Regions from separate parts of the Homo sapiens genome. Here region 1 is linked to region 2. Evidence: chromatin loops called from intact Hi-C (ENCODE). Cell type or tissue: HCT116. All regions are shown on one strand. Links, peaks and the distances in the headings refer to the core of each region. The heading gives the core; the rest is flanking DNA. Region 1 overlaps RASGEF1C (RasGEF domain family member 1C). Region 2 overlaps GFPT2 (glutamine-fructose-6-phosphate transaminase 2).

Evidence for each region. Peaks named below come from ENCODE experiments on the same cell type or tissue, not always from the same donor. Only the 100,000 strongest peaks of a DNase experiment are listed, where the experiment ranks them.
Region 1: a loop joins it to region 2, with 4 times the contacts of the local background. A loop is called at or near these places in 12 of 110 quality-filtered maps.

The regions. Positions count from the first base shown.
Region 1 is chr5:180,192,604-180,208,130 of GRCh38, reverse strand. The region is part of intron 1 of RASGEF1C (RasGEF domain family member 1C); the gene reads left to right. Among named protein-coding and RNA genes, the nearest start is that of RASGEF1C, 8.8 kb to the left of the region's middle. RefSeq lists an enhancer at 129-921. In HCT116, for the core only: a CTCF peak has its summit at 6,694 (motif pointing left); a DNase peak (open chromatin) is centred at 6,720.
Region 2 is chr5:180,326,831-180,342,357 of GRCh38, reverse strand. It overlaps GFPT2 (glutamine-fructose-6-phosphate transaminase 2), which reads left to right. Exons shown (of 19, transcript NM_005110.4): 2 at 3,758-3,865; 3 at 5,781-5,879; 4 at 6,405-6,530; 5 at 10,805-10,863; 6 at 11,524-11,658; 7 at 14,020-14,081. Among named protein-coding and RNA genes, the nearest start is that of GFPT2, 19 kb to the left of the region's middle. RefSeq lists enhancers at 5,130-5,673, 5,674-6,218, 7,578-8,565, 9,554-10,541, 11,532-12,519 and 1 more. In HCT116, for the core only: a CTCF peak has its summit at 9,925 (motif pointing right); DNase peaks (open chromatin) are centred at 8,567 and 11,397; H3K4me3 peaks cover 419 bases; H3K27ac peaks cover 2,733 bases.

The sequences.
Region 1 (15,527 bases), core at 4,480-9,479, 130 kb after region 2:
GACTGGCTCCAACAGCCATAGTGCAGCCACTGTGCAGGCGACCGGTGGAGGGGGGCTAGGGTTGTCCACTCACTGGCCACATTCATTGAGCGCCTACTGTGTGCCGCCTGCTGCCTGCCCCCGTAAGTGCTCACTAGCTGGTGTGGGAGGGGACACCAAACAAGAAATCAAAGGCAAAAGCAAGGACATGGCCAAGATCTTATGCGTGCTGGGAAGAACATGCAGTAGGGTGACTGGGGCAGAGGGAGACCAGGGCGCGGCGGAGCCTTCGTCTGGTCAGGGAGGCTGTCCTGAGCGGGGAGCCCAGCCTGTGATGGACGGGTAGCCCGGGGGAACAGCGCGGGTGAGATCCCTGAGGGCAGGAGGGGGCGGAGCTGGAGCTGAGACGCTACAGGGTCTGGACGTCCTGGGCAGCCCCCAGGCGGTTTGCAGGTTGGGCGTCGAAAGGCTGCCCGTGGCGGCGGGTGGGCGCACTGCCGGGGCAGGAGAGGGAGGGCAGGCGAGAGAGGGACGGGCTGCGGAGCCCAGGGCGGGACTGGCGAGGGGGAGCCCGCAGGCCACCAGGTAGAGGTGGGGCCCTGCCCGGGACCTGGCCCTTTTCAGGCCGGGGTCTGCACCCTCCTGCCATGTCCCCGCCAGTCTCTGAGGTGGTTCCAGCTCTCACTTGTACCTGGACCCAGATCCAGAGTCAGCCATTTGTCCAAGGGGCCTTGGTTCCTTGCGTGGGACCCGGGCTTAGTGTGGGGCGTGCACTCGCCGCCTCTAGGCCTTGTCAGTGGACCAAGCCAAGGCCCCTTTTTTACTAAAAATTAATATTTCCTTTCCCTTTCTCCTGCAGTGAGAACCTTATTCCCCCAAACATGAATATATTTCATCATTTACTTAGCTCCACAATGCACCCCGAAAGAGTTTCAGAATGACTGCATCCACACCGAAGCCAACCAAAACCTGCTAGGTCAGCATCGGGATTTCCACGGGTGTGCAGGCAGAGTGCTGTGTGGTGACGTTATCAGTCGGACACACTGTTAGCTTCGTGTGTTTCTACTTGCATTCAATTTGGAGCTTTTTTTCCTTTAGACTTTAGGATGTAATTTTATTTTTTGAATACGTAAAACACATGGTTTAAAGGTCAGAACTATTAAAAAGCTATCCTTAAAGGTCTCAGTCCCACCCCTGCATCTTCTTCCTTGTTCCCACACCATTGGGAGCCATTTAAAATATTTTCTGGTTTATCCTTCCTGTGTCTCTTTCTGCAAAACAAGTCATTTAAGCATTATCACAAAAGTTAGCCGTACAGCTCCTGGTTTTTCTTCAGTTAGAAGTATGTCCTGAAAGTAACTTCTTACCAGTTCATGGAGACCTGGCTCATTCTTTTTTACACTCACATAGTATTTCGTTCTGTGGCTGTACTATTATTGTTTATTCAAATTATGTCCTCTGGATGAACAATTTTGTTTTTTTCCAAGTCTTTTTAAATTTAAAATAATGGAGTAATGGATAACTTTGCACCTATATTGTTAATGTTTGCAAAGGTGTATATTTAGAACACACTTCTAGAAGTAGGAGTGAATGTGGATTTATTTTGTTAGCTAGTCCCAAATTCCTTGTCAAGAGGTAGCACCGTTTTGCATTCCCACCACCGATGTATCACAGTGTCTTCTGTTTCCCCACAGCCTCGCTGGTTTGAGAGCTGAGAAACAGTATTTCAGTGTATTTTAAATTTATATTTCTATTATTATAAATGAAATTGGACATCTTTTCACATAGATTTGGAATCATACTTAGACTTTTCTAACTATGAAAAGCCCAATTATAAAGCAATCATCTGTGTTTTCTAATATTTGTTTAGTTGTGTACTTAGTCTCTGCATCCAATTTAATCTTTTTCTAAGTGTCTGGCACTCTGTCCCAAAGCCATTTATTTAAAAGGTCATCTTTCCTCCAGTGATCTGAAATGCACCTTTCTCATACACTAAAAATCCAAGCCCTGGGCCTGTTTCTGGGCTTTCTAGTGTGTCTCACAGGTCTGTCTGTTCCATCTGTTCACATACTGGTGAAAGAGAGAGAGAGAGAAAAAATATATTTAAAGGCAAGGAGGGCCTGGCACAGTGGCTCACGCCTGTAATCCCAGCACTTGGGAAGGCTGAGGCAGGCAGATCACTTGAGGTCAGGAGTTTGAAACCAGCCTGGCCAACATGGTGAAACCTTGTCTCTACCAAAATATATAAAAAATTACCCGGGAATGGTGGCACATGCCTGTAATCCCAGCTACTTGGGAGGCTGAGGCATGAGAATCGCCTGAACCTGGGAGGCAGATTTTGCAGTGAGCTGAGCTGAGATTGTACCCCTGCACTCCAGCCTGGGCAACAGAGTGAGACTCTGTCTCAAAATAATAATAATAATAATAATAATAATATTATAATAATGGCAAAGAGGACTTTATTCAAGACCATTGCAATAGAGGAGAGAGATTGGGCTCAACTCTCCTTGTTGTGTTTTAACATGTGGTGGGCAAGTTCCTTCCATCGCTTTTTACTGCAAGGATTTCCTGGCTGTTGCAGCACGTTGCTGCTGTTCGGGCGGGGAAGGAGAGCGTATTAAGTTTATATTAGGCTTGTATATTAACTTTAGGATAATTGGCATCTTTATGAAGTTGAGTTATCTTATCCAAAACTGAGAGATGTCTTTCTGTTTGTCAAGACTACTTCTAGGAGTGTTTTGAAATTTTCCTCATATATGTTTTTCCTATTTCTTATGAAGTTTATTCATGAGTATTTTTATCTTGTGTGTTGCTACTATAAATGGTTTTTTCTTCAATTATATCTTTGAATTGGCTACTGTTTCGTGTATGTTATTTTATATCTTTCTGTCTTACCTGAATTTTTATTGTTAGTTTTATTGTTAGTCTTTTTTTTTGTTTTTATTTATTTATTTATTTATTTTGAGACGGAGTCTCGCTCTGTCACCCAGGCTGGAATGCAGTAGCGTGATCTCTGCTCACCACAACCTCCACCTTCCAGGTTCAAGTGATTCTCGTGCCTTAGCTTCCCAGGTAGCTAAGATTACAGGTGCCTGCCACCACGTCAGGCTAATTTTTGTATTTTTAGTAGAGACGGGGTTTTGCCATCTTGGCCAGGCTGATCTCGAACTCCTGACTTCAGATGATCTGCCATCTCAGCCTCCCAAAGTGCTGGGATTACAGGCATGAGCCACCATTACCGGCCTGTTGTTAGTCATATCTTTGATTCTGTTAGTCATTCTGTCATCTACAAATTCAAATAGCTTTACTGCTTCTCTACTGATTTTTATGCTTTCTTTTATCTAATTAAATTGGCTGAATACCTCCAATTCAGTATTAAATATTGGATGTGGTGGGCCTCCTTACCTTGTTCCTGACCTTAGTAAAAAGGCCTCTAATACTTCCCCTATTAAGAAAGATGCTGACTTTAGGATGGGAAGAGATAGATAGATGAGATAGATAGATAGATAGATAGATAGATAGATAGATAGATAGAGGAATATCCATTGACTCCTATTTTATTGGCAGTTTTAAAAATCAGGATTGGTGTTGACCTTTGTTAGAGCCATGTATGTAGATAATGATCTGATATTTCTCCTGATTACTAGTAGCATAATGAGTCATGTGATGGATTTCCCAATATCAGGTCTGGGACTAGGCTGAGGTAAACAGACACAAAACGTATGAATATTAACACTAGGCCATCTTTGCATTTCTGAAATAAGTCCCACTTGGACATGATGTAGAAAATAGTTTGGCAGTTTCTTTAAAATTTAAACATAAAAATACCATATGACCCAACAGTCCCACTCCCAGGAATCTAAGAGAAATGAAAACAATGAAATGTCCACACAAAGACTTGTACACAAATGCTCATAACAGCATTGCTTATAATGGCCAGAAAAGTAGAGACAACGCAGTTGTTCATCAACTGGTGAATAAATAAACAAGATATATATCCGTACGATGGAATATAGTTTAGCAATTACAGTTGGCCCTTGAACAATGAGAAGGTTAGGGATGCTGACCCCCACACAGTCAAAAAGCTATGTATAACTTTTGTCTTCCCCCAGATTTCACTTTGTTGTTGTTGTTGTTGTTGTTTGTTTGTTTGTTTTTTGAGACAGAGTCTCACTCTGTCGCCCAGGCTAGAGTGCAGTGGCATGATCTCGGCTCACTCCAACCTCTGCCTCCCAGGTTCAAGCGACTCTCCTGCCTCAGCCTCCCAAGTGGCTGGGATTACAGGCGTGCACCACCATGCCCGGTTAAGTTATATTTTTGGTAGAGATGGGGTTTCATCATGTTGGCCAGGCTGGTCTCGAACTCCTGGCCTCAAGTGATCCTCCCACCTTGGCTTCCCAAAGTGCTGGGATTACAGGCGTGAGCCACCGCGCCCAGCCTGTAGTATGTTTCAATATCATTGTATTAGTTATCTATTGCTGTGTACTAAGTTATCATTGACCTAGTGGCTTAAAGCAACGCATGGCTTATTAGCTCATCATTTCTGTGAATCAAGAGCCTGGGCATGGCTTAGCTGAGTACTGCTGGTGGCCAGCACTAGGTTCTCATGTAGAGACTCAGCTAGGGAAGGATTTGCTTCTCCACTCATGTGGTTGTTGGCAGTATTTAGTTCTTTGTAGTTATATTTAGAGCTTAAAATTTTGGCTGGATGTTGGCTGGAGGCCAACCTCAACTTGTTAGGGTCACCCCCAGTTCCTCGGGACTACCCACAGGTCTTTGTCACATGGGCTTCCCCAGCATGACTGCTTACTCTATCAAGCCAGCAAAGAGTCCCTAGAGAGTCATAACATAACAAAACATAACATAGTATAACGTGACATACATGATATAACAACGTAACATAATCCCAGTAGTGATATCCTATCATCTTTGCCATAGTCTGTTGGTCAGAGGAAAGTCAAAAGCCCCACCCAGTCCCAAATGTATGAACACCAAGAGGTAGAGCTCATGCCGGTGAGCACCATAGAAACTGCCTGTTGGATGTTGGATTCTGATTACTAATATTTATTTTTGCCAAAGTTTTCCCAGTCACCCTTTGACTGGACAAAGCTTAGCTTCTGTTGGTTCCTTAAGAAAGACTTGTGAGTACTGGCCAGGCGCGGTGGCTCACACCTGTCATCCCAGCACTTTGGGAGGCCGAGGCGGGTGCATCACGAGGTCAGGAGATCGAGACCATCCTGGCTAACACGGTGAAACCCCGTCTCTACTAAAAATACAAAAAATTAGCCCGGCGTGGTGGCGGGCACCTGTAATCCCAGCTAGTCGGGAGGCTGAGGCAGGAGAATGGCGTGAACCCGGGAGGCGGAGCTTGCAGTGAGCCGAGATTGTGCCACTGCACTCCAGCCTGGGCGACAGCGAGACTCCGTCTCAAAAAAAAAAAAAAAAGAAAGACTTGTGAGTACTGTTATTTCCTGCTTGCTTGCTTTCTATACTCTTGCTACTTGAAGGATAGATTGGCAGGTTATAAAATCCTTGCCTCTTACTTTCTGTCCCTAAATTTTTAAAAATGTTGTTATGGGTTGTATTGCTTGTACATTGTTGACAAGATGTCTGATATAAACATGCCTTTCTTTCCTTTGTAAGTGACTTGATTGTTTTTCTGGAGCTCCAAAGAATTTTTTTTCTTTATTTTTAAAGTTTAATCATTTTACTAGGCATTCTCTTGGAAATGATCTTAGGTACGTGGGGGACTCTTTGAATATGCATATTTAAGTCTTCTTTTATTTCTAAAACATTTTCTTAGATTATAGTGTTAAATATTATGTACCATTATTTTACCTTTTTTCTTCAGAGATGCCAATAATATGTTTGTGTTAGATCTGTTTTTCATCTGTATTCTAGATTGCTTTCTCTATGAATTTTATTTTTGTTTTATGGTTGTTTTCATTAATTTCCTTAATGAACACTATTAAGCTTTTAGTCAAATCTGTTCTCCCTAAGAGATTTTCTAATTCAGTCTTCATTTCTGAGATGATGGTCTTTTCCTCATTTTTTTTCATGAGTTCAGGCAACTCTAATTTCACATTTACCTTTTTTTGGGTCCATTTCTGTTGAGTTTTTGAATGTATAATGTAGGGATTTTCTTCATGTGTCTGAATTTTTAGTGTGTCTTCATCTGTTCATCTGTATCAGAAACTGGGTTAGTTTACAAACAACAGAACGATTTCTCACAGTTCTGGAGGCTGGAGGTACAAGATCAAGGTATTTGGTGAGGGCCGCATCCTGGTTCGCAGATGGCTCCTCTCCTCACGCCCTCACATGGAGGAAGGGACAAGGGAGCTCTCTGGATCCTCTTTTCTAAGGGCACTAATCTCATTGATGAGGGCTCTGCCCTCGAGACCTAATCTCGTCACAAAGGCCCCCGCCCCCAAATGCCATCACACTGGGGACTACGTTTCCATTATAAATTTTGGGGGACGTAAACTTCCAGACCATAGCATTAGGTAATTCAAGTTGAGGTGTTGCGTGTGGTTTTTCCCTTTGTAAATTGGGGGTTTGTGGGAAGGATTAGTGTCGGCTCTTTATACTGGCTTTGTATGGATATTATCTGTTAACTTAGAGATGTCTTAATTTGCCTGGACTGGTGGTAACAGATGGCTGCAGGCAGGAGCTGGGGGCTTGGGAACCGTAGTAGGTTTCTTAGTGTAAGAGCGCCCTCTCCTGTTGTTGTTATGAAGTGCACCATTTTCTTGTGCTTTGGGAGGCGGGAGTGGACTTGTGTTTTCTGAGTTTACAATATTCACTTTTGCTTCCGTAGGTCCTTGAATGTCCAGGCTTGCTACTTCCTGTCTGTTACTAGCAAGCCTCCGAAGGCTGCCTCTACTTCCAGGCCACATGCCTGGCCCCTAGAAGCAGGGCCTTCCTGAGACAGCCACCTCCGGGCTCGAATGCTGTCTCCTTTCAGTTCCCCAGCCGCCAGTGCTCTGACACCCACCCTCAGGCGTGCTCTGTTTCCCCATGTAGGGTGGGACTTTCTTCTTCTTGTTTTTATTTAGAGACAAGGTCTCGCTCTGTCACCCAGGCTGTAGTGCGCTGGTGCGATCACAGCTCACTGCAGCCTCCAACTCCTGGGCTCAAGTGATCCTCCCACCTCAGCCTCCCGAGTAGCTGAGACCACAAGCACCTGCCACCACACTTGGCTAAAGGACTTTCTTTTTTTCATAGTTCTTGGTCCCAGCTCCCCTCTCCTCATTCCCACAGTGCCTCTCCCTGAGCCCTCACCCCACCAATGCCAGCGTGGGCCCTGGAGCCGGTTCTGAAGGTTGGCTTTCCTCGCCCACACCAGTTAGAGGAGCGCGCGCCCTGTCTCCTACTCATGCTGGAGGCATGGGCATGGATGGTTTTATTTGCTCTCCTGCTTGGTCCATATTGGCTTTTACCAAGGAGAGGATTGGATTCAGGTGGCCACCATTATCTCTGGGGACCTAGAGATGTCTGCAGCCTTTTTACTTGAAAAGCTCCATAAAGAATGGTGTACTTGGCTGGGCGCGGTGGCTCACGCCTGTAATCCCAGCACTTTGGGAAGCCGAGGTGGGCGGATCACAAGGTCAGGAGATCGAGACCATCCTGGCTAACACGGTGAAACCCCGTTTCTACTAAAAATACCAAAAAAAAATTAGCCTGGCGTGGTGGCGGGCGCCTGTAGTCCCGGCTACTCGGGAGGCTGAGGCAGGAGAATGGCGTGAACCCGGGAGGCGGAGCTTGCAGTGAGCCTAGATCGCGCCACTGCACTCCAACCTGGGCGACAGAGCAGGACTCTATCTCAAAAAAAAAAAAAAAAAGAATGATGTACTCTTCATCTCTTCATCTATTAAATAAATCCATCAATTTTTTTTTCCAGCTCTGTAGCCCAGGCTGGAATGCAGTGGCACAATCTCAGCTCACTGCAACCTCCGCCTCCCAGGTCCCGGTTCAAGCAATTCTCCTGCCTTAGCCTCCTGAGTAGCTGGAATTACAGGCACATGCCACCGTGCCCAGATAATTTTTGTATTTTTAGTAGAGACAGGGTTTCACCATGTTGGGCAGGCTGGTCTTGAACTCCTTACCTTGTGATCCACCCGCCTCAACCTCCCAAAGTGCTGAGATTACAGGCGTGAGCCACCACGTCCGACCCGATTTTTAACACTTTGGAACATTTGCTCATTATTTTTACTAAGCCATTTAAGAGTAAGCTACAGGAATCAAGACATCAGCATCACCTTAGAACACGGAAATTCTTCTAGGAAACCACAATTTGAATGCACGTTCAAGAAATTTAATATGAGCCAGGTGAGATCACTGATACCTGTAGTCCCAGCGCTTTGGGAGGCTGTGGTGGGAGAATCGCTTGAGGTCAGGGGTTCAAGGCTACAGAACAAGATCCCATCCGGGAAAGAAGGAAGGAAGGAGGGAGGGAGGGAGGGGAGGGGAAGGGAAGGGAGGGAGAGAGGGAGGGAAGGCAGAGGTCACCTTGGTTTATGAATTTTGAATAAGCTGACACCACTGTTACCAGTTCAGGGCCTTCCGGTCCCACACCAGCATCCTAATTGGTGCATTTCTGCTTTACGTGCAGTGGATGTCGCTAAGCGTGGGACGGAGTGCAGACCCTTGGAATCAGCTAATTAGTGCCCCTGCAGAGGAAATATCTCCCCGGGTCATTTGGTCAGGAAGTTGTTTAGTTGTTTGTTTAGTTGTTAGTTGTTTAGTGTCCTTTCTGGCCTTATTTTAATATCCAGGATCCGGTCAGTGATGAAGGCTTGGATGTTTGCCGTGTCTTTTTGATCCCTTTAATCTACAGCGGGACTTCCACATGCTTTTTGTCGTTCCTGTAGAAAGCTTGCGTCCATTTTCTCCCACAATCCGGATTTGTCAGACTCTTTCCTAAAAACTCAATGCAGGCTAAGCATTTTGAGTCAGAATTGTTTTAAAATTGCAGAATGTGATGCTTCTCTAGGAGAAAGGCACCCCCTGCCACCTCTCCCGTCCTCTGCACTCCTGGGGGCTGCATGTCTGCCAGCAGGGGGTGGCAGGTGGGGGTTGGGGAGGAGAGGTGTGGTCCTTTTGGCTGAGACCACTAGGGGCCTGGGTAGGCTTTGCCAGGATGTGCTGTGGTACTGTTGGGCTCCTGCCTCAGTTTCCCTTCTACCCTCTGGGAGTCCTTCCTGGGGGCTTTCTCCTACTTCCTCACTCCTCCAGCCTCAAGGCCTGGACCTGTGGGCCCAGCTCTGCCTCCCTGGGTTCCTACTCTTGGCAAAGGTCCTTGCCAGGCTCATTTCATGCAGGACCCCCTAAAGGATCCCAGAAGCAGCAGAAGGTGCCCAGGTCATGGAGGCCTAGGTTTGAACCCATCTGCTATGGTCTGAGCATGTCCCCCCACAAATTTATATGTTGAAACATAATTGTTGACTGGTATATATTGAAACGTAATTGCCAGTGTGATTGTATTGAGAGGTGGAGCCTTTCATGGGTAGTACCCTAAAAAACGGAATTCGTTCCCCTATAAAAGAAAGAGGTATGAGGGAGCTGTTGTCCTTCCCCCATGTGAAGATGCAGGAGGGAGGCACCCTCTGTGGAGCAGAGAGCAACTTGATCTTGGACTTCTCTGCCTCTAGAACTGTGAGGCATACATTTCTACTACTTATAAATTATCCAGCCTCAGGTATTTTGTTATAGCAGCAGAAACAGACTAAGACACACTCCTTCCTCTCTGGGAGACTCTTACAGTCCTAGGATTGCTCTGGGCCTCAGACACCAGATGGGGCTCTCAACGCCAGAGCTGGCCAAGGCAGGCGTCCAGTATGCCTTCACTTTCTTCCCTTCTTGGGCACCCGACATGTGTCTTTGACTTTCAGAAATCATAGCAGGGGTCCTGGTCCTCTTCTGCTGGGTGGCGCTGTCTGGGGCTGGGGCCTGCAGAAGGGTGCGCTTTTGTCCTGCCTGTTTCCAGTTTCCTTAGGGCCTTACTGCCCAGGGTCCTGCCACCAATGGTGCCCCAAACTGCCACGCCCCATAAGCCTGTCCAGGAAGCGTCCTACAGACTCATCTGTGAAAGGCTCATGAATGTGAGGGGTCACCTTGGTTTATGAATTTGGAATACGCTAACTCAGGCACCGCTGTTGCCAGTTCAATGCCTTCCGGACCCACACCAGCATCCTAATTGGGGAATTTCTGCTTTACGTGCATTGGATGTCGCTAAGCGTGGGACGCAGTGCAGACTCTTGGAATCAGCTAATTAGTGCCCCTGCAGAGGAAATATCTACCTGGGTCATTTGGTCAGGAAGTTGTTTAGTTGTTTGTTTTAAAATCCAGACAGTGTTCAAAAGTGCCAATCTGGCTAAATAATACATAGTAAAATGACCACTGCTCTCTGTGACGGTTTAAGCACCTGCACAGTGCCATTGGCTGAGTCCCTGTGGCCTCAGGTAATTCCCACAGCAGCTGCCATCAATTTACAGATGGGGAAACTGAGGCTCAGGGACACAAGGGGACATCCCAGGGCCATGCAGCCAGTGTGGGCCTTGAGCTCAGCCTGCTGTCTGGGGTTTGTGCGGTTGACAGTCTGGGCTATTTTTGAGCGTGGACTGCTCTCACTCTCTGTCTTTGTGGGCCTCTCTCTGCTCACAGCCTCCCATCTGTCCATCACGTGGACCACCCAATAAACACATGCTGAGCAGCCGTGGGTTTCAGGCCTGAGCTAGGCTCAGCCAGGAGTGCCTCTCTGTTAACCCCCAGGCCTTCTCTGTCCAGCCTGGGTCCACTGTCAAGAGGCCACCACTGCCCTGAGCAGCACCCTGGATCCCGCCATTGCTTCCCCCTGCCGTCCCAGGGTTCGGGCTCCCCTCTGTCCCAGCCATTGTTGAGTGATTCACAGGTGTGTGGCTGAGGGAGGCAAGGCAGAGAGCTCCCGTGTGCCTGATGCACCCCTGCTTCCTGACGCCAAATCTCAGTCCCCAGATGGGACTCTCCAGGAAGGGGATCGTGCTGCAGAGGGACCAAGGAGGCTCATCAGAGGCAGGCTGGCCACAGGCGCCTGTCAGTGAGAGCAGCCCTGCCCTGTGGTGAGGTCTGAGGGGAGCCTCACCGACGCCAGCCTCGGGCAGCACACCCAGCTCCACATTCTGGGGTGAAGTCAGGTCTTGGGAACCCTCGGGCTCTTTGGATATTGTTACCCTGGTGTTACTCAGAAATGCTGCAGCTAGGTGTTGCTTTGAAATACAGAATTTTTATTGAGTGCTTCCTATCAAGCAGAGTGTGCCAAGTTCTCCTTAAACTTTATCTTGTGAGAATGGAGATTGATAAACAGAGAAATACCTGTTTCAAAAGATGAATAAGGTTGATTGCCCGCCAGCATGACCAAGCAAGACAAAAAAAGAGAAAGCACAAATGATCAACATCAGGAGGGAGAAAGGGCCATCGCTGCAGGTTCTCCCCAGGTGGCGAGGATAGCAGATAGCAAGGGATTTTTATGAAGAACCTCGTACCAATACATTTGATATACTTCAGAGAAAAATGAACAAACACCCCAAAAGACGTAACTTACCAAGACTGACATAAGAAGAAATACAAAACCTGAACAATACTATTTCTTTTTTTTTTTTCTTTTTTTTTCTTTTTTGAGACAGAGTCTCACTGTTGCCCAGGCTGGAGTGCAATGGTGTGATCTCGGCTCACTGCAACCTCCTCCTGCTGGATTCAAGCAATTCTCCTGCCTCAGCCTCCTGAGTAGCTGGTATTACAGTCTTCCGCCACGACACCTGGCTAATTTTTTATATTTTTGGTAGAGATGGGGTTTCACCATGTTGGCCAGGCTGGTCTTGAACTCCTGACCTCAAGTGATCCACCTGCCTTGGCCTCCCAAAGTGCCGGGATTACAGGTGTGAGCCACTGAGCCCGGCCCTGAACAATACTATTTCTGTTAAATAAGTTGAATTTATCATTAATAGGCTTCCCAAACAGAACATACCAGGCCCAGGAAGCATCCCTAGTGAGTTCTATTGAATAGTCAAGGAAGAAATGTTTTTAAATGAATTTTTAAAAGCTCTACATGACAAAAAAATGGTAAGTATGCAAAGTGATAGGTCCATTATCTTGACTGAGCCATCGCACAGCGTCTGCGTACATCAAAACATCACATTGTACACCATAAATACAATTTTTATTTGTCAATCCTACCTTAAAAATAAATAAATAAGTGTTTTTAATAATATTCCAGATAGTGGGGACCTGGACGGGGAGGATCTGTGGGCAGGGAGGATGCACGGGGGATTGTGACATGCCACTGCCTCACCGGACGGCGGGCCTGCAGGTATCTGTTTGTTGTGCTTTTCTTTTTTTTTTTTTCTTTTTTTTGAGACGGAGTCTCGCTCTGTCGCCCAGGCTGGAGTGCAGTAGTGGTGTGATCTCGGCTCACTGCAAGCTCCGCCTCCCGGGTTCACGCCATTCTCCTGCCTCAGCCTCCCGAGTAGCTGGGACTACAGGCGCCCGCCACCGCGCCCAGCTAATTTTTTTTGTATTTTTAGTAGAGACGGGGTTTCACCATGTTCGCCAGGCTGGTCTTGATCTCCTGACCTCGTGATGCACCCGCCTCGGCCTCCCAAAGTGCTGGGATTACAGGCGTGAGCCACCGTGCCCGGCCCTTGTGCTTTTTGACACGTGCACGCTACAGGTAAGCTTTTCATGTAGCAAATGTTACATAGCACAGTCATTTTCACAGTCATGTTGTAAGGAGTTCCCGTGTCGTCGTCTCATACACCTCCTGTTGGTCCGTACTCTGCAGATGCCCTTCTCAGTTTGGAGACCACTGAGTTAGTCAGGCCCCTGGGCCTCAGGGCACCTCCCTGCAGGGTCCCTCAAGGTGTCCCTGAGCTCATGTCTGTGTGAGGGCTGCAGTGGGAGTCAGCTCCAGGGACGCTGGCGGGAGGGCACGATGCCCCAGCTGCTCCCCAAGGTCAAACAGGAGTCAGGCCACGTGTGTGTTTGGAGAAGGAGAGGAGGGAGCAGCCAAGGTCAGGGCCCCCAGCTTGAGAGGCCCTGCAACTCCAGGCTGTTCTCTGCAGCAGGCACTGGGCCCCGCCCTGGTCGCCATCCTGCAGGCAGAGGGGAAGCATGGCCTCGGTACAGGAGGGCGCTGGGCCTTCCTCACCAGCCATTTCCCGATTTTCCTGTCAACCTTCAGCAGACCTGAAGCACAAGAAAGGCAGGTGGAGAAGCCAGGAGAAGCCGCAGCTCTGAGCTGCAGCAGGTCACTCAGCACGCTCCACCGCCCTGGCCACCGCCACTGCACGTGGGCTGGGGAGAGAGGGCTGGTTCGGAATCCTCGGAGAAGGTCGGTCAGGCTCCGGAGCCCTGTAGGGAGATGGATCTCCTGTGACGTACTCCCGTAAAATGCCCTAACTTTCCAGGACTGGAGTGGCTGACGGTAGCGCCCATCAGTCACCTGGGAAGTGGCAGTGTCCTGACCACAGTGGGGCTTTTCTCCAGCTTAGCACTTCCGACCAGCGGGCTGTGCTGACAAGCCCCTTGAGAATAAAAAATGGTACACTCAGTGGTTTTTGTGAACGTGCGCAAGGCGGATTTGAAAAGGGTGAGGCGAGAGTGTGACAGCTGCTCCCGGGACTTGAGCGTAGACCCCGTGGCCTCTGCAGTTTGCGCAGATGCTTCCGCATGGGTGCGGCCAAATTGTATTAGCACTTTGGATGATGAAAAGGACCTTAAAGTGTCTGCATGTCACCGTTCTTGAAATGTTTGCCGGGGAAAGCGTACTTCTATTTTGCAAACAGCGAGTATAAGAAAGAGGAACAAATTAGGTTATTGCGCTCTAACCAATTTCAGGAGCAGAGCCGTTGACAGATGCGCATTTCATATAATGAACGCGATCCGTGGTGTTGCCACTCACCTTAATGAGGAGAGAGAGGAGCGCCAAGCTCGCGCGTTCGGCTGCCCTCCCCGTCCGGCTCACACAGGGAGGAAGGCCCAGTGGTCCTGCTCTCTGCAAGCAGGGAGGACACCCCAAGGTCACACCGCATCCAGGCCCAGTGGACTTTCAGGGAGAAAGAATCTCTTTTTTTTTTTTTCAACCTTTTCATACAGAAAACAAACAAACAAACAAACACCATACAGAATAGGAAGAGTGTGAATCACCACACACCCGTCTCCCAGCTCCCAGGGCCGCAATGCCCGGCCGGTCTTCCTTGATCGCCACCCCAACCCTATTAGGTGCTTACAGCAAATCTGAGACACACTGTGGATTCCTCCTGGACTGATGGGGACTTTGTCTGCGTAAACTTCATGCCAGTTGACACATCTCATAAAATTAATAATAATTTCTTGGTATCATCTAATGGCCGGTCTGTAATCTGATGCCCCCATTACTTCAAAAATATCTTTTTACAGTTGGTTTGTTCAAATCTGGAAAGATCCACGTCCCACGTGCTGCATTTGATTTTTGTATCTCTTAAGTCTCTTTTATTCTGTAACAGTTCTTTTTGTTTGGTTGGTTGGTTTTTATTTGTTTTTTGGTCTTCACTCTGTTGGTTTGTGAGGGGATGGGAACACTTGTCCTGTTGAGTCCCCCGGTCCTGGCTGGGCTCTTCAATCCTTAGGGTGTCACCTTGCATGTCCCTCCCTGACTTTCCCCCCAGGGGAATCAGATCTGTAGCAGCTCTGTCCTGTCAAAATACTATGAGGGCCCCTGGCCTAATTTGAAATTTTCTAGTAGCCACGTTAAAAAAGGTGAAATTAACATTAAGAAGATATTTTAGGCCGGGCACGGTGGCTCACGCCTGTAATCCCAGCACTTTGGGAGGCCGAGGCAGGCGGATCACGAGGTCAGGAGATCGAGACCATCCTGGCTAACACAGTGAAACCCCGTCTCTACTAAAAATACAAGAAATTAGCCGGGTGCGGTGGCGGGCACCTGTAGTCCCAGCTACTCGGGAGGCTGAGGCAGGAGAATGGTGTGAACCCGGGAGGTGGAGCTTGCAGTGAGCCGAGATCGCGCCACTGCACTCTGGCCTGGGTGAAAGAGCAAGACACCGTCTCAAAAAACAAAACAACAACAAAAAAAACTGGCCGGGCGCGATGGCTCACGCCTGTAATCCTGGCACTTTGGGAGGCCAAGGTGGGTGGATCACTTGAGATCAGGAGTTCAAGACCAGCCTGGCCGACATGGTGAAACCCCATCTCTACTAAAAATACAAAAAATTAGCTGGGCGTGGTGGTGGGCACCTGTAGTCCCAGCTACTCGGGAGGCTGAGGCAGGAGAATGGCGTGAACCCAGGAGGCGGAGCTTGCAGTGAGCCGAGATTGCGACACTGCACTCCAGCCTGGGCAACAGAGCCAGACTCCATCTCAAAAAAAAAAAACAAAAAACAAAAAAACACTATGAAGATATTTTATTTAACCCAGTATATCCAACCTATTATCATTTCTACGTATAGTCACTATAAGTTACTAATTATTTATTTTACATTCTCTTTTCATGCTGTCTTTGAAATTGACGTGTCATTTGT
Region 2 (15,527 bases), core at 6,871-11,870:
AACCACTGAATCGCATGCTTTAGATGGCAGGCTGCTACGGTACATGACTTATGTCTCCAGAAAGCTGTTAAAATTTTTTAATTGACATTAAAAGATGTATTAGTCCATTTTCATGCTGCTGATAAAGACGTGCCCAAGACTGGGCAATTTACGAAAGAAAGAGGGTTAATGGACTCATAGTTCCACATGGCTGGGGAGGCCTCACAGTCATGGTGGAAGGTGAAAGGCACATCTCACGTGGCGGCAGACAAGAGAAGAGAGTGTGTGCAGGGAAGCTCCCCTTTATAAAACCATCCGATCTCATGAGACTTATTCACTCTCACGAGAACAGCATGGGAAAGAGCCGCCCCCATGATTCATTTACCTCCTTACACGTGGGAATTGTGGGAGCTGCAATTCAAGATGAGATTTGGGTGGGGACACAGCGAAACCATATCAAAAAATAACTATCTTTTTAAAAAATAAGGTGACAAAAGTACCTCCCATGCCCAGATGTTTGGGGGCTGTCGTGTGAGCCTCTGGAACCATAAATACTCAGCAGCAGTGCTGCGCGGCCCTCACTGGGGACACTTTGGCCCTGCCGGAGAAGGGCCTGAACTGCACACACAGCCCATACATTCAGCTCCTCTCACCTGATCTAAAGATGGCAAGGAAGACAAAAATAGCCTACCGAGAAAATTGCCCTTGGCTGATTTTAAAGGAAAACGCCTGTAACTGCTCAGAAAGCATAGTGTACATATTTTTATATATAAATCCCCCACCTTAATACATATGTGCAAACATATCCTGTGTACAGTAGCTTTCAGTAAGAATTTAAGTATAATTTATAGTACTATTTAATTTTATTGCCTATTTTTGACTGTTTATAGATTAATTAAGTTTATATGATGGGACCCCACTCACTGTTTAGGAATATAACATTCATTTCATTGAAGTTTATCATTTATTCAGATGTAGCATATTGACATGAATCTGATCTTCTTAATTACCAGAGATATTCCAGGTGGTTTCGTATATAATCACAATCAGCTGTCTGTTATCTAGGGGCAGGTTGTCCTCTCTGAGGTTCACCTCTGGAAAAATTTCAATCCTGATCAGACCTTTCTCTCATCCCAGCAAAACATAGTTGGGAAAATAAACCTTCTTGTAACCCTCGTGGCATCCATCCCGGGGTACTGGCCAGTGGGTAGGAGTGTTTAAGTCCTGAGTCGGGGATTCTTGGTTCCACTCTGGCTCTGGACGAGTCACAGGCTCCCCTGTGGCTCTGGTCCAGAAGTTAAGAGGAGGGCCATGGACTAGCCTCAGAGGCTGTTTTGAGCATAGGATGACCCTGTGGGAACTGGTGGCCCAGTGCCCGGCCCACAGGGACTTCTCAGTGAGGCGAGTCGCTGTTGTGGCCTGAGAGTTTGTTCCCCCGTCATTCATCTGTTGAAATCCTCAGCTGCATGGTGGTCTTACTAGGAGGTGGGGCCTTGGGGAGGCGATTAGGTCATAGGGACATGGGCCTCACGAATGGGATGAGTGCCCTTATTTAAAAACTGCGGAGCCAGGCGTGGTGGCTCACGCCTGTAATCCCAGCACTTTGGGAGGCGGAGGTGGGCAGATCATGAGGTCAGGAGATTGAGACCATCCTGGCTAACATGGTGAAACCCCATCTCTACTAAAAATACAAAAAAAAATTAGCTGGGCATGGTGTCGGGCACCTGTAGTCCCAGCTACTCGGGAGGCTGAGGCAGGAGAATAGTGTGAACCTGGGAGGCGGAGCTTGCAGTGAGCCAGGATGGCACCACTGCACTCCAGCCTGGGCAACAGAGCTAGACTCCGTCTCAAAAAAAAAAAAAAAAAACCTGCAGGCCAGGCAGGGTGGCTCACGCCTGTAATCCCAGCACTTTGGGAAGCCGAGGCGGGCGGATGACCTGAGGTCGGGAGTTCGAGACCAGCCTGGCCAACATGGAGAAACCCCATCTCTACTAAAAATACAAAATTAGCCAGGTGTGGTGGCACATGCCTGTAATCCCAGCTACTCGGGAGGCTGAGGCAAGAGAATCGCTTGAACCCGGGAGGCGGAGGTTGCCATGAGCCAAGATCGTGCCATTGCACTCCAGCCTGGGCAACAAGAATGAAACTCTGTCTCAAAAAAGAAAAACAACAAAAACAAAAACAAAAAAAAAAACCTCCAGAGAGACCCTGGCCCCTTCCACCGTATGAGGTTGGAATGAGCAGTCACTGTCTGTGAGGAACGGGCCCTCACCAGACACTGAATCTCTGGCACCTTGATCTTGGACTTCTCGGCCTCCAGAACTGTGAGAATAAACATCTGTGGCTTATAACCCAGGCAGTCTGTGGTATTTTGTTACAGCAGCCCAAGCCAACTTAGGACAGTTACCGTGAATATGCCTGAAACCCAGTGACATTTCTATGACCCATACTATTGCCTCCCTCCAGGGATACAGATACACACTCATCACATATTCTGTTCCACATGTGAACAGGACTGGGTGCCAACACACAGTGAGGAATACAAAGATAGAAGCACCAGCCTGTGCCCTTGGTGGGGACTGTGGGTGTCCCATGACGTGAGAGCACTGAGGTGGCCAGAGCCAGGAGCACACCTGCCCAGGGCGGGGGCTGGAGCTGAGCTTTGAAGTGGGCAGGTTTTCCTGAGCAGTGGGAGCGAGGATGAAAGGACAGAGGGATGATGGGATGAGGATGGGGCATGCACAGGGCAGGAGAGAGGACATCAAGGATCTGTCATCACAAACAAGGAGTGGAGGAATCTGGAAGGCAGAACCAACACAACGGCTAACTTTCTGTTTGGAAAATTATCTTGAAATATGAATACAGAAAGTCAAGTGGAACAAAATCTTCTTGACTCATAGGCCTACCTTGAACATAAGGATTCTGCAGGGGCCAAGGGGCATGAGATGGTTTTATTCTTGCTGTCATAAAAGTAGTGCTTTTTTTTTTTTTTTTTTTTTTGAGACAGAGTCTAGCTCTGTCGCCAGGCTGGAGTGCTGTGGCACGATCTCGGCTCACTGCAACCTCCAGCTCCCTGGTTCAAGCAATTCTCCTGCCCCAGCCTCCCGAGTAGCTGGGGTTAGAGGCACACACCACCACACCCAGCTAATTTTTGCATTTTTAGTAGAGATGGGGTTTCACCATGTTGGCCAGGCTGGTCTCGAACTCCTGACCTCAGGTGATCCACCCACCTCGGCCTCCCAAAGGGCTGGGATTACAGGCATGAGCCACCGCCCCCGGCTCAAGTAGTGCTTATTTAAGGTCAAGTTCCAGCCTTACGGAGAAGGGGACCGTGGAAGCAAAGGCCCCAGCGCCTGTCCCATCTGCCCTGGGGGCTGCTGTCCCTTTCTATGGCACTCCTAGATGTGTGCTCTGCAAATCAGGGAGTGCATGGAGGTGGGGACTTCCGGATGTCCTAAGGCGGTTGGATTTCATTGCTGCCTTTTCTATTATGGACATTGCCACGCTGAAAGCTGCCTCCTGCAAGTACAGCATAGGATAAGTTCTCAGCAGTGGAACTGCCAGCCCAAGACATGTGACACAGGCTTTCTGGGGGTTTTTGTCACAGGAGGAAGAAGGGGTGCACCGTTCTTCAGCTGTGCTCAGGGAGGGGCATACCCACCTCTGCAAGCCCCTGGGAGACCTTTGTGATGCCACCTCGGTGCATCCCCCAGAAGCGTTTTCTTCCAAACACGAGCTGAGTATTTTATGAATGCACCATTTTTTTCTCTTTGAACAGGAATCTTTGCCTACATGAACTACAGAGTCCCCCGGACGAGGAAGGAGATCTTCGAAACCCTCATCAAGGGCCTGCAGCGGCTGGAGTACAGAGGCTACGACTCGGCAGGTGGGTGTGCGGCCGCCCGCCTCGTGGCTGGGGACCGGGCTCCGCTGCTGTGGTCTCACCCATCTCCACTGCAGGGGGGTTTACAACCAGGGCATTTTTTCTGCTACTTTTTAACGTCTCTTTTCAATATAAAAATAACACTTGTCCGTTAAAGAAATTCGAAAACTATGGAAAAATAGAAGAAGCAAGGGTAAAAAACCCCAGAAAACCCCCTTCATCAGAAGTCCCCCCATCAGGAAGCAGAAAGGGTACAAAGCCACAGTCATGCAGCATGAGTAAGTCCTGGACAGCTGCTCTGCCGTGCGGTGCCTGACTTGAGCAACACTGTATTTTGCACATAAAAATTTGCCAAAAGGGTAGATTTTCATATTTTTATTTTTATTTTTGTTACTCAGGCTGGAGTGCAGTTCCAAGAAATTGGCTCACTGCAGCCTCAAGCTCCTGGGCTCAGGCGACCCTCAGCCTCCTCAGCATCTGGGACTACAGGCGTGCACCACCACACCCGGCTAATTTTTTATTTTTTGTAGAGATGAGGTCTCACTGTGCTGCCCGGCGTAGCCCCAAGCGATCCTCCTGCCTTTGCCTCCCAAAGCACTGAGATTGTAGGTGTGAGCCAGTGAGCCCAGCCAAGAGGGTAGAGCTTATGCTAAGTCCTCTTATCACACACAGAACAATACATAAAGAGGGCAGGAGCAGACTCTCGGAGGTGATAGGTTGATGGCATAGACGGCAGTGGTGGTTTCATGGGGGCACACGTGCCTCCAAGCTCATCGAGTTGTAGACATTAAGTATGCGCAGCGTTGTGTTTGTCAGCCCTGCCTCAGTGAGGTGGCTTCATTAAAAAAGGAGCCCCCATCAGTCTTTGGGACCCTTCTCCGGTCGCTGTTGTCTGTGGGGGTGGTCTGTGGTGGAGGTGTTGTACGTTGATATTTTTTGTTTTTACCTAATTATAATTATGCAATTTTGTAATTTTATATTCTTCTCTTTTCACTTGGCATTTCTAGGATCCTAAACTCATTCATTCTTTTTTTTTTTTTTTCGAGATGGAGTCTCGCTCTGTCACCCAGGCTGAAGTGCAGTGGCGCGATCTCAGCTCACTGCAAGCTCCGCCTCCTGGGTTCACGCCATTCTTCTGCCTCAGCCTCCCGAGTAGCTGGGACTACAGGCGCCCACCACCACACCCTGCTAATTTTTGTACTTTTAGTAGAGACGGGGTTTCACCGTGTTGACCAGGATGGTCTCAATCTCTTGACCTTGTGATCCACCCGCCCTGGCCTCCCAAAGTGCTGGGATTACAGGCGTGAGCCACCGCACCCGGCCGATCCTAAACTCTTTCTAAGTAGCTTTCTAAGTGGCTACACAATGCTCCGCTGGGTGGCTGTCCCAGAGTTCAGGCCTCCATTCACTGCAAAGGTGGATGTTTAGTCTGTTGACCTTGTTTAATTATGCAGCCTGAGGAGAAAGGGGGAGCCCGATGGTTTTAAATCCTTGTCGACTCTTAATAGGAAGCACGTCCGATAGACGACGGGAGGAACACTAACGCAGTGGAGATACCAACGAAATATCACAATGCGAGGAGCCCTTGGGATAAATGCCCTGCCTGGGCCCATTGCCATCAGCCGAGGGCCTGGGAGCGCCTGCAGCGGGGAAGTGTCCCGAGGGGCTCACCCTAGCTAGGCAGGAGCAGGGCTGGGGGCAGCTGCGGCCTGGAGGAGGCAGGGGCTTCCTCACTTGCTGTTAAGCCTGGCCGCAGTCACAGCCTCTTTCAGAGCAGATTTCCTGAAAACTGTACAGCTCTCCAACCTGCCATAAACGGACAGCCCGGGGCATGCAGCCCTGACCCTGCGGAGCACCTGTGCCAAGTGTGTGAGAAAAAGCTTTGGTTGCAATATAACAAATGCTGTCTACATCACAGGTGTGGCGATCGATGGGAATAATCACGAAGTCAAAGAAAGACACATTCAGCTGGTCAAGAAAAGGGGGAAAGTCAAGGCTCTCGATGAAGAACTTTACAGTAAGTGGAGGACCTCTGAGTGGGAGGAGCCGCTGCAGCGCCGGCCGCTTTCTAGGACCGTATTCCAACAGCGCCGGAGAATGGAGATTCTCCTTTGTCCCAGCTCAGATAAACAGAGGGAGGGCTAAGCCCGTGCTGTAAAACCGGGCTTCGCAGGGTATGGGATGGTTTATTTTAGGTGGTGGCGGCGCATGGATAATTTTTTTAAGTGTGAAGGGTTACATACAGTAGTTATTTTAATTATTCCAGCAAATGATACTGCTTCTCTGTTTATGGTAGGGATATATCATTTTCTTTTTAAAGCAAGTTTATTTCTGTGAAGAAGTGAGCTAAGCTACAGACAAGTAGTAAATAACCTTCAGCACGGGTGGTTTGTGGGCCTGCGCGGACTCCCAGGGTGGGAGCTGGTGGGGAGGTGCCATCGGTGTGGGTGACGTGACTTGGGTAACGACACCAGGTTGCACTCACAGTCCTGGGTCGAGGCTTGTTGTTCAAGTGCGGCAAACTGATTTTCCTTTCATTTAGAACAAGACAGCATGGACTTAAAAGTGGAGTTTGAGACACACTTCGGCATTGCCCACACGCGCTGGGCCACCCACGGGGTCCCCAGTGCTGTCAACAGCCACCCTCAGCGCTCAGACAAAGGCAACGGTATGTGGCATGCTTCCCCGTCCCCATGGTTCCACCTCACCCTGAGCTGTGTCAGGGCCAGTGCCCGCCAAAGCAGGTTCCGCGCCCACCTCTAACTGACTTCTCAGCCTACTTCATCTTCCCAAGAGAATGCGGATGTCCCCTCTCCCAGAGCTCTGCCAGTGGCCTGGGCCTCAGTCAGGAGGCAGGCAGCCTGGTCCTAGGGTGGTGCTGGCCTCCCAGGAGTGCACAGGAAAACGATGGCACTTAACCAGGAGAGCTGCTGGCTCCTTGGAACCCAGCCCATGAGTGGGATGAGGCCGCGTGAGGGACTGAGGGGCCTGGGCACTGTTCCTCCCCAAGTGACGGAAATGCTGCAGAAGGGTGTACCCTTCAGGCAAGGATGGGTTCTGTCCTTATGCAGCTAAACCTGTCTTTTCCCCACAGAGTGGTCCAGGTGAGGGCAGGGGCTGTACTGGTCTTGATTGGTGCCACCAGACACACCGTGGGCCCCAGCGGGAGACCTCAGCAGCCAGGGGCTTAGGGTTTGGAGAAGTAGGGGCCGCAGCCCGAAGCCCAGGGGCTCTTCCCAGGTGGAGAGCCCTCAACTCAGCTTGCTTCATGTTCTTAAAAGTTGAGAACCACTGTGCATAAAAGTCCAGACTTCTGGCATCACTTGAAAAACTGGAGGATCTGGAAACACTGAGCTGACAGCACGTTGGAGCACCACAGATTGGCAGAGGGCCAAGGTTGCTGCACCTGCTGTCCTTGGTGGGTTTCAGGCTCTCCTGTTCGCCCAGTCACCCCCTCAGGCCAGCTCACAGGTCTGTGTCACTTGCATGGGTCGCCAGGACAGTTCTCCACGCGTGATTCTCTTAAATGACACCCTTGCCCCCTCTCATGGGGGAAAGACTGGTAGGTCTGCAGCTCCTGGTGGCAGTTCTCAGGGGTCTGTGGTCAGCCCCAGGGCGCCGGGTCCCCTGCAGTGGGATGCAGTAGGCATGGAGCAGAAGAGAGGATCTAATCCCTGTCTCCTCCCAGGCCTCCAAGGGCAGGCAGGAGTCTAAGACATAAGCTGGGCCTTCCAGGGGGTCCCCCACTCTAGGTGAGGCCTGGTCCAGTCACGAGCCCCTGAAGCCCCCAACCTGGACATGCCAGGGGAGGGTGTACAGCAAAGACAGTGATTTCTGAAGTCAACTGGACCCCCCAACCCAAGACATCCTCTGGCATAGTGTAAGTTCGTGCCAAGCCTAATGTTAGATAGGACCAAATACATCAGAGCAGTTACTGGGAGCTTATTAGCAGGCACTAAGCCTTGACACTTGACAAGTCCCACTGCGGTTAATCCTTGTGGAAGTCAGGCCACAGGAGAGCAGCACCAGCCTGCTTGGTGTCCCCCACCCACTGCTGATCAGTGGTTCTCCGAGGCAGTGTAACTGGGCGGGATGGGCAGGCACCCCCACCACCCACAGAAAGTGCAGTGGTGCTGCTTCTCCCCAGAGCACTCTGCAGGGCCTCACCAGCTCACCCCGCCCAATTTGGAAGGGAAGGCGTCCCCCAGAAAACGGAAGGAGAGCCCCATCCACCCTGCTCAGCAGAGCAGCTTGGTGGTAGCACAGGAGCCAGGGCTACTCATGCATCCTAGTGATCAGGGTCTTGAGGGAGTGAGGTTTTTGCGAGGGCCTCTTCCTTGGGTCTGGCTCATGCCCTGAACCATAGGGCATTTCGTGACTGAGGCACACACCCTATGTCCAGGAGGAGGACAGCAGACCCCATGGTGCTGAGGACCTAGAATGTACATCTGGCCAGAGCCCAGGTCAAGTGCAGAAGCTGGTCCCTGGGGCAGTCGTGCTGGCCGAGAAAACACTGCGCCCAGACCATGTGCCCTGAGATGTTGCCACTTTAGCCACAGCCTCCTGCCCTTCCCAGTGATAAAATGAACCTCATTGGAAAATCCCCCACTTCAGTGTAGATGATGATTCTCATTGTGTCCCCAAAGCAGGGAGGCTCCCAGGAGGCCCACCCACACCCAAACTTGGACACTCCAGCCCTGACTCAGGATGAGTAATTGAAAAGAAAACAACAGGACAATAAGCAAAGATTTATAAAATTTCTTTGACACTCAGCAGTGATAGCTGAAGAGCATGCTTTTAAGGAAGTCTGAACGCCCAGCAACTATACCACACAAGGAAATTACACAAAGATTCTGCAGAGACAACATGGATTCCAGAAAACAAATTAATGATAGGATCATAGACTGAGATGAAAGAAAGTGTAGCAGAATTAAGAGAATAATGTAAAGAAACAATATCACCGGCCAGGCATGGTGGCTCACGCCTGTAATCCCAGCACTTTGGGAGGCCGAGGCGGGCGGACCATGAGGTCGGGAGATCGAGACCATCCTGGCTAACACGGTGAAACCCCATCTCTACTAAAAATACAAAAAATTAGCCAGGCATGGTGGCGGGTGCCTGTGGTCCCAGCTACTCGGGAGGCGGAGGCAGGAGAATGGCGTGAACCTGGGAGGCGGAGCTTGCAGTGAGCCGAGCTCGCGCCACTGCACTCCAGCCTGGGCGACAGAGTGAGACTCCATCTCAGAAAAAAAAAAAGAAAGAAAAAGAAACAATATCACCATAGATATAAAAAAATGGAGAAGGGGATGGACGTGGAGCCAGTTAATATGGATCCAACATATGGGTAACTGGTGTGCACAAGAAGCGATCAGAGCACAGAGCAGTAAAAAATAAATAAATAAATACATAAAAAATAAAGCTGAGCTGTGGTCAGCACATCTGTTGAAACTGGGCTTTTCTTATTTAAGCCCTCCCATTTTTGGGTGTGACCTCACAAAAACAAACACTACAATTTTTTTAAATAGAGGAAATCATGGTGAGAATAAAGAAAAAGAATAATGGAAAAGATTTCAAAAGATGCTGTGGGAGAAATCTTTCCCGAACTGAAGGAAAACTTGAGTTGGATATCCAAAGAAGGGATCAAAAATAGTCAATAGACCAGGCACAGTGGCTCAAGCCTATAATCCCAGCACTTTGGGAGGCCAAGGTGGGTGGATCGCCTGAGGTCAGGAGTTCGAGACCAGCCTGGCTAACATGGTGAAACCCTGTCTCTACTAAAAAAATACAAAAATTAGCCGGGTGTGGTGGCGAGCACCTGCAATTCCAGCTACTTGGGAGGCTGAGGCAGGAGAATCGCTTGAACCCGGGAGGCAGCAGTCGTGGTGAGCCAAGGTCACGCCACTGCACTCCAGCCTGGGCAACAGAGTGAGATTCTGTCTCAAAATAATAATGGTAATAATAAAAACAAATAAGACTTCACAGTGATGCTTTGAAAAAAATAGTCAATATTTATGAAGCGTATCCCACATCTAGACACCTCCTGGTGGAATTATTGAACCTCAAGGGTAATAGGGAATCTTTCTGTCCTCTAGGGGGAGAGGGAAACGGAGCTACTTGCCCAGAAAAATTCTCAGGCTGGCCTTGGATCTTTCCCTCAAGGCACTCATATGCGGGCTATTCATTGAGAAAATGCAGTGGGGTGGAGGCAGACATCCCTCACCGCATCCCCCGCATCCCCCTGCTCCCCCCGCCCCCCCGCCACCTCCCCGCCAGGATCAGCGGGGTGCTACCTGTGCAGGAAGCCGCCCGCGTGAGCTGGGTTGTGCGGCAGGAACTGGGGAGGTGGGAAAAGCTGCAGCTGGCAGATCCTGCTGTGCAGGAATGTGGCTGAGCCTGGGGATGCCAGAACTTCTGGGATTTTTCCCCCAAGGAAACCAGGATTTTAAAGTGAACACTCAGAATTTTAAAAACTCAAATATTTTTACAACACAGTGTGGGTCAAACACAGCACGGTGCTGGACTGTTCTTTGCGACCTCTTTGTGCCTAAAGCCAGTTGAGAGTGCCTGGAATCACTTCTGGAACGAAGGGCTCATCATCCCCGTGGGACATGAACCCCAAAGCCTGTTTGATACTATAATAGCGCACAGGGGAGAGCTCTCTGCACGGTCAGGCTGGTGGCTGCTGGTCACTGAAAGAGGGATGTGTATTTCCTCCGGATCCCATTGTAGTAGCCGCTGCCCTAGACATCCCTGGTGCTAATCCCTGGTTCCACTGTAGTTGCTGCCGTAAACATCTGTGCTAATCACTGTAAACAAAGTGTGCTTAACAGAAGTCTTGAGGCCTGGAGTTTGCAGAGAGTTCTCAAGCCTTGAAATCATCTCTCTTCACATCTGACATGAACCTCCTTCTCAATAGCATTTCTCTCTTAACTTTTCTTTCAGAATTTGTTGTCATCCACAATGGGATCATCACAAATTACAAAGATCTGAGGAAATTTCTGGTAAGATGCTTCCCCTAGGTGATGTCTCAGTCCGGTGGGATTGGTCTCCCCAGAAACTTTCCAGCCAGCTCATTTCCTTGCGGAAACCAGTGTGGGAACTGAGTGAGACCCACACTCAGCCACGTCACCGTGTTGAGAAGAAACCTCTGCCTTGGCTGAGCCAGGCCCTGCAGATCTCGTTTGAGGAGATAACAGGGCATTAGTGTTTATCTCAAGGGCCACTGCAGATTCCCAGAATCAAAATAACAGGAGCTTCGTTTTATTAAACTGTCTGCATTATATAACACAGCGACTCGTATACCGGCGGAGTTGGGACGGAAAGTCAGACAGTGACTGTCTGAAGTTTGAAAGGCTCTGTGGTGTTAGTTGGGATGTGGGTGGGTTTGACTCAACGTATTTTATCATTTTGACTGCTGTTATTTTGCAATGTCCAGATTAGTGGCAAGGGTGAGCTTCTGAGGTGGGATGATCTCAGGGCCTCCGGGAGTGACTCAGAGGTATTTGGCTGTGATGCTGGCAAACATTTTTCCCCCCTTCCCGGTTTTCCCTGTTCTTGACTTAAGTCACTCCAAGGGCAGATCACCAGGGAGGAGAGGGAGTTGGCCAGGCAGGCATTGTGCAATGACCAATCTCTCACACTGTGCCGACTGCATATTCCAGGAAAGCAAAGGCTACGAGTTTGAGTCAGAAACAGATACAGAGACCATCGCCAAGCTGATTAAATATGTGTTCGACAACAGAGAAACTGAGGACATTACGTTTTCAACGTTGGTCGAGAGAGTCATTCAGCAGTTGGTGAGTTACAAATCCCATCTGTCTAACTCATTCCTTCATTCTTTCATTAAAAACATTTTTTTCAAGCAGCAAGTGCCAAGGAATCCTTCATTTTTTATAAGCCCTTGTTAGACAAACTTGCACAGAGTCCTGGGGATAAAAGACAGCCCATCTGCAGAGCCTGGCCTTAAGATGTTACACTCTTGTAGAACTGGAAGACGTTCTGTGGTTTGGGTAGTCAACATCAAATAGAAAGTGCCCTGCTTCATCGTGACACTTCTGAAATTGTGACTGGCATTAGAGTCCGTGGCTTTTTATGATGCACACGTGAGCTTGGTGGTGGTGTGCAGAGAGAGTTGTGGTACCAAGCGAGGATGTGTTTCTAGGTTTTTCTTTTTTGAGACAGAGTCTCACTCTGTTGCACAGGCTGGAGTGCAGTGGTGTGATCTTGGCTCACTGCAACCTCCACCTCCCAGGTTCAGGCAGTCCTCCTGCCTCAGCCTCCTGAGTTAGCTGAGACTACAGGCACGCACCACCACACCTGGCTAATTTTTGTACTTTTAGTAGAGACAGGGTTTCACTATGTTGACCAGGCTGGTCTCGAACTCCTGACTTTAAGTGATCCACCTGCCTTGGCCTCCCAAAATGCTGGGATTTACAGGCGTGAGCCACTGTGCCTGGCCTGTTTTTGTGATAGGTGATATCACAGCATGTCTGTATGTGGAACGGAATGGCCCAAAAGAGGGAGAGAGGGAGAGAGATTGGGGACATCCCAGAGGACAGGGCCCAGGGAGAAGAAGTCCCTGAGAAGGGAGCACACACTGGGCGTATTGTCCAAGGGGAGGCCCCTACACTGAGGAGGAGGTGGAGCAGACACAGGCCCATGCAGGGTGCGGGAGGACGAGAGGGGTCCGGGCCTCTCAGAGCCCATCCTGTCAGACAGCAGTGCCACCCAGTAGCTCCCCCAGGGCTGTGGCAGCCTGGACACTGGCCCAGAGTCCAGAACATCTGGCAGGCACCATCCTGTAGTGTAAAATACATCATTCTTGAGCAGGTGTTTTCAGAGTCTGATTTAAAAAGTAAGTCTACTGTTGAAGCCTTTTTGTCCTCTAACTCCCGTTTTTGGAGGTCCATCATTTAGAGGACGTGTTTATAAAAAACAGCCTATCCCACATTTAATGTGCTGGATAAGGTACAGTGAGCCAATTAGGTATTACAGCATGCTGTTTCTTCTTTTCCATTTTTATTTTGAAATTTCAGAAATACCTCTCTCATAATGACACTTTTAAACTTAAGACTTTTCCTACCTGGGACAGTACCGGGCTCTTTTTGGCAGAGAACGTGCAGTGTTTTTCCATTCAGTCCTATTTTATTGTTGACAAAAGCACCAGGGTCTGCCTGAAGCCCCCTGGTTTGGGGCAGTTTGAAAGCCCCAATGAGGCCTGGGGACGGTGACTCAGGTTCCTGGCCCTGTAGCTGAGTTGGCAACCTGGACCCGACACGCTGACCACCCGGGGCCTGGGGCTGCCCGTGGCTTCCACACTTGGAGGATTTCTTGTGGAAATTCAGATTTGCAGCTGGTTATATATAACTGAGCTCTGCTAGGGTTGCGGTAAGTTAGTACAGGATGGTCAGGACGTGGGGGAAGAATTTACACCAAGAATTTAAGTCAAAAAACCATCTGGCCTCTTGTGTTAGGAGAGCTGGATTCTAGTTCTGGCTTTGCACAAACCAACCAGCTGAGGCCCAGAGGGCAGGTGGCAGTCGTATCCATGGAAAGGATAATAGCAGTAACGGTCATGACAACCTGTGCTTCTCTTGGGTCTCCGGATGCCAGGCTCAGTGCATTAGCTTATCATCGTCACGGAAGCCCCGCCAGGTGGCGCTGTTCTCACTTCCTTCACCGATGAGGAGAACGAGGCGCCAAGAAGGCTAAAGGGAGAGCCCAGTGCAGGGGTGGAGCCAGGATTTGAACCCAGGCCCTACCGTGTGTTGAGCTAAAGTGCACTTCACAGGGGCTTGCTGAGTAGGTGCTGTCCCTGAGCAGGGCAGGGAAGCCTGGTCCCAGCTATCATTTCCTGTGACTCTCACTGCCCCGTCTACCCAGCTGGCACCCCTGCCGGGCTCCCTGTGGGCCTGGGCAAGCCGCACATCGCTCACCGTGGAATTCACATGTTCTGGTTTGTGGTACTTCCCGTGGCACCGTCTGTTTTGCTTTCCCTCGTGATGTCACCCCGGATGCGCTGTTCTGCACTCAGCTCCCCGAGGGACCCCAGGACCTCCCGCCATCAGGAGGGGCCCAGGGAGACGCACCTGGGCTGTGGCCAGGCTGCAGCAGCGGCTGCTGGAACGCGTTGACCCTCACTGTTTGTGTGTTTTCAGGAAGGTGCATTCGCGCTGGTTTTCAAGAGTGTCCACTACCCAGGAGAAGCCGTTGCCACACGGTGAGGCAAAACACACTGGCATTTCCCATAAGAAAGAACGAAAATAAAATCACTTAGCTGGAGGGAGACGGGAGAGGTAGGGCCTGTGGCACGCTGAAAGGTGCTCGTGGTGTCTAAAGAACAACTGTGGCTCAGCCCCGGGGACCGCGCCCCACCATCTCCATGGCTGGTGGTGCTACACTTCTGAATTAAAAAAAAAAAAAAAGAAACCAGAAAGTTGGATTTGTGTTTGAAATCTCCACAGATTTTTAGAGGTGGGCAACAAATTCCAGTTATAAATAAAATCGTACAGACAGGGCAGATCCAGGTTTTGTGGGGCTTGAAGCCTGTACAATGTGGGCCCCCCTTTAAGAAAAAGCAAAATTATGAACATGAAACTAGGGAGCAAAGTGAATATTGATTTGGATCCAGTACAGCAGAGGCCTTGAAGGCCCGGGGCTCAAGCTTCACCTTCACAAAGGAGCATGCCAGGAATCGGCTCAGAGAGCCTGCTTGCCCCAATGTGTCCCTCTGTTACGGTGGGCCCCCAGTGCTGCATGGATTTACAGAAGCAGGTTAAGTGCCATCCTGTTTATATTCACATAGGTTGATCATCCATCCAACCATGCAACTAATATTTACTGTGCACTTACTGTGTGCTGGGCCCTGGGGACTTAGTGACATCTGACCTGGTCCCTGCCTTGAAGGGCTGAACAGTTGTACAGGAGGGCAGAGAAGGGCAGAGGATAGTGATGCCCTGTGCCCGGCCCCAGCACAGGATATCACCTTACCTGGCAGGGGGGCAATGGCAGGTAGCCCCAGGCAGGCAGTGGGAAGAGGAACCAGCATGAGCAAAGGCAAGGGGCCCAGAGGGAGTGGGACCTCCCAGGATCCCCGTTGGCAAGGTGGGGGCATGGTGCAAGGGCATTGGTGGGACGGAGGCGTTCTAGGCCCAGTGTGTGTTTACTGACACCTGCTGTGTGCCAGGCATGGGAGACAGTGGTGAGCAAGGTGGTATGGACACTGCTCCAGGGCCTCAAAGGCTGTGGGGAGTGGAGAGGCGGACAGAGGCCGGCTCTAAATGGCCTCAGTGCCCTGTGGGCTGCGGGCTTCATCTGAAGCCCCAGGGGAGCCATCTGGAATGAACCTGTGGCCTGGGAGACGGCCGGAGAGGGTGAGGCTGTCTCTTCCAGACTGGCGTAGTATCTCAGCAGGAAACAACAGGAATTTATCATCATTTTTTTTAACCTTTTCTAAAACTGGAACTAATTTGCCATTTGGAATTTAATTCCTTCAATTCATAGAATTATAAAATACCAGTTGGTTCCTATCAAATTTAGAAGCCCTTTTTAAAATCCAATTTTATCATGATTTACTATTTTAAATGAACTCAGAAGAAGGCAGCGTGAAGAAGCAATAAAGCTTTATTTTTCTAAATTGCCTATAACTGAGGGCTCTATAACCTGC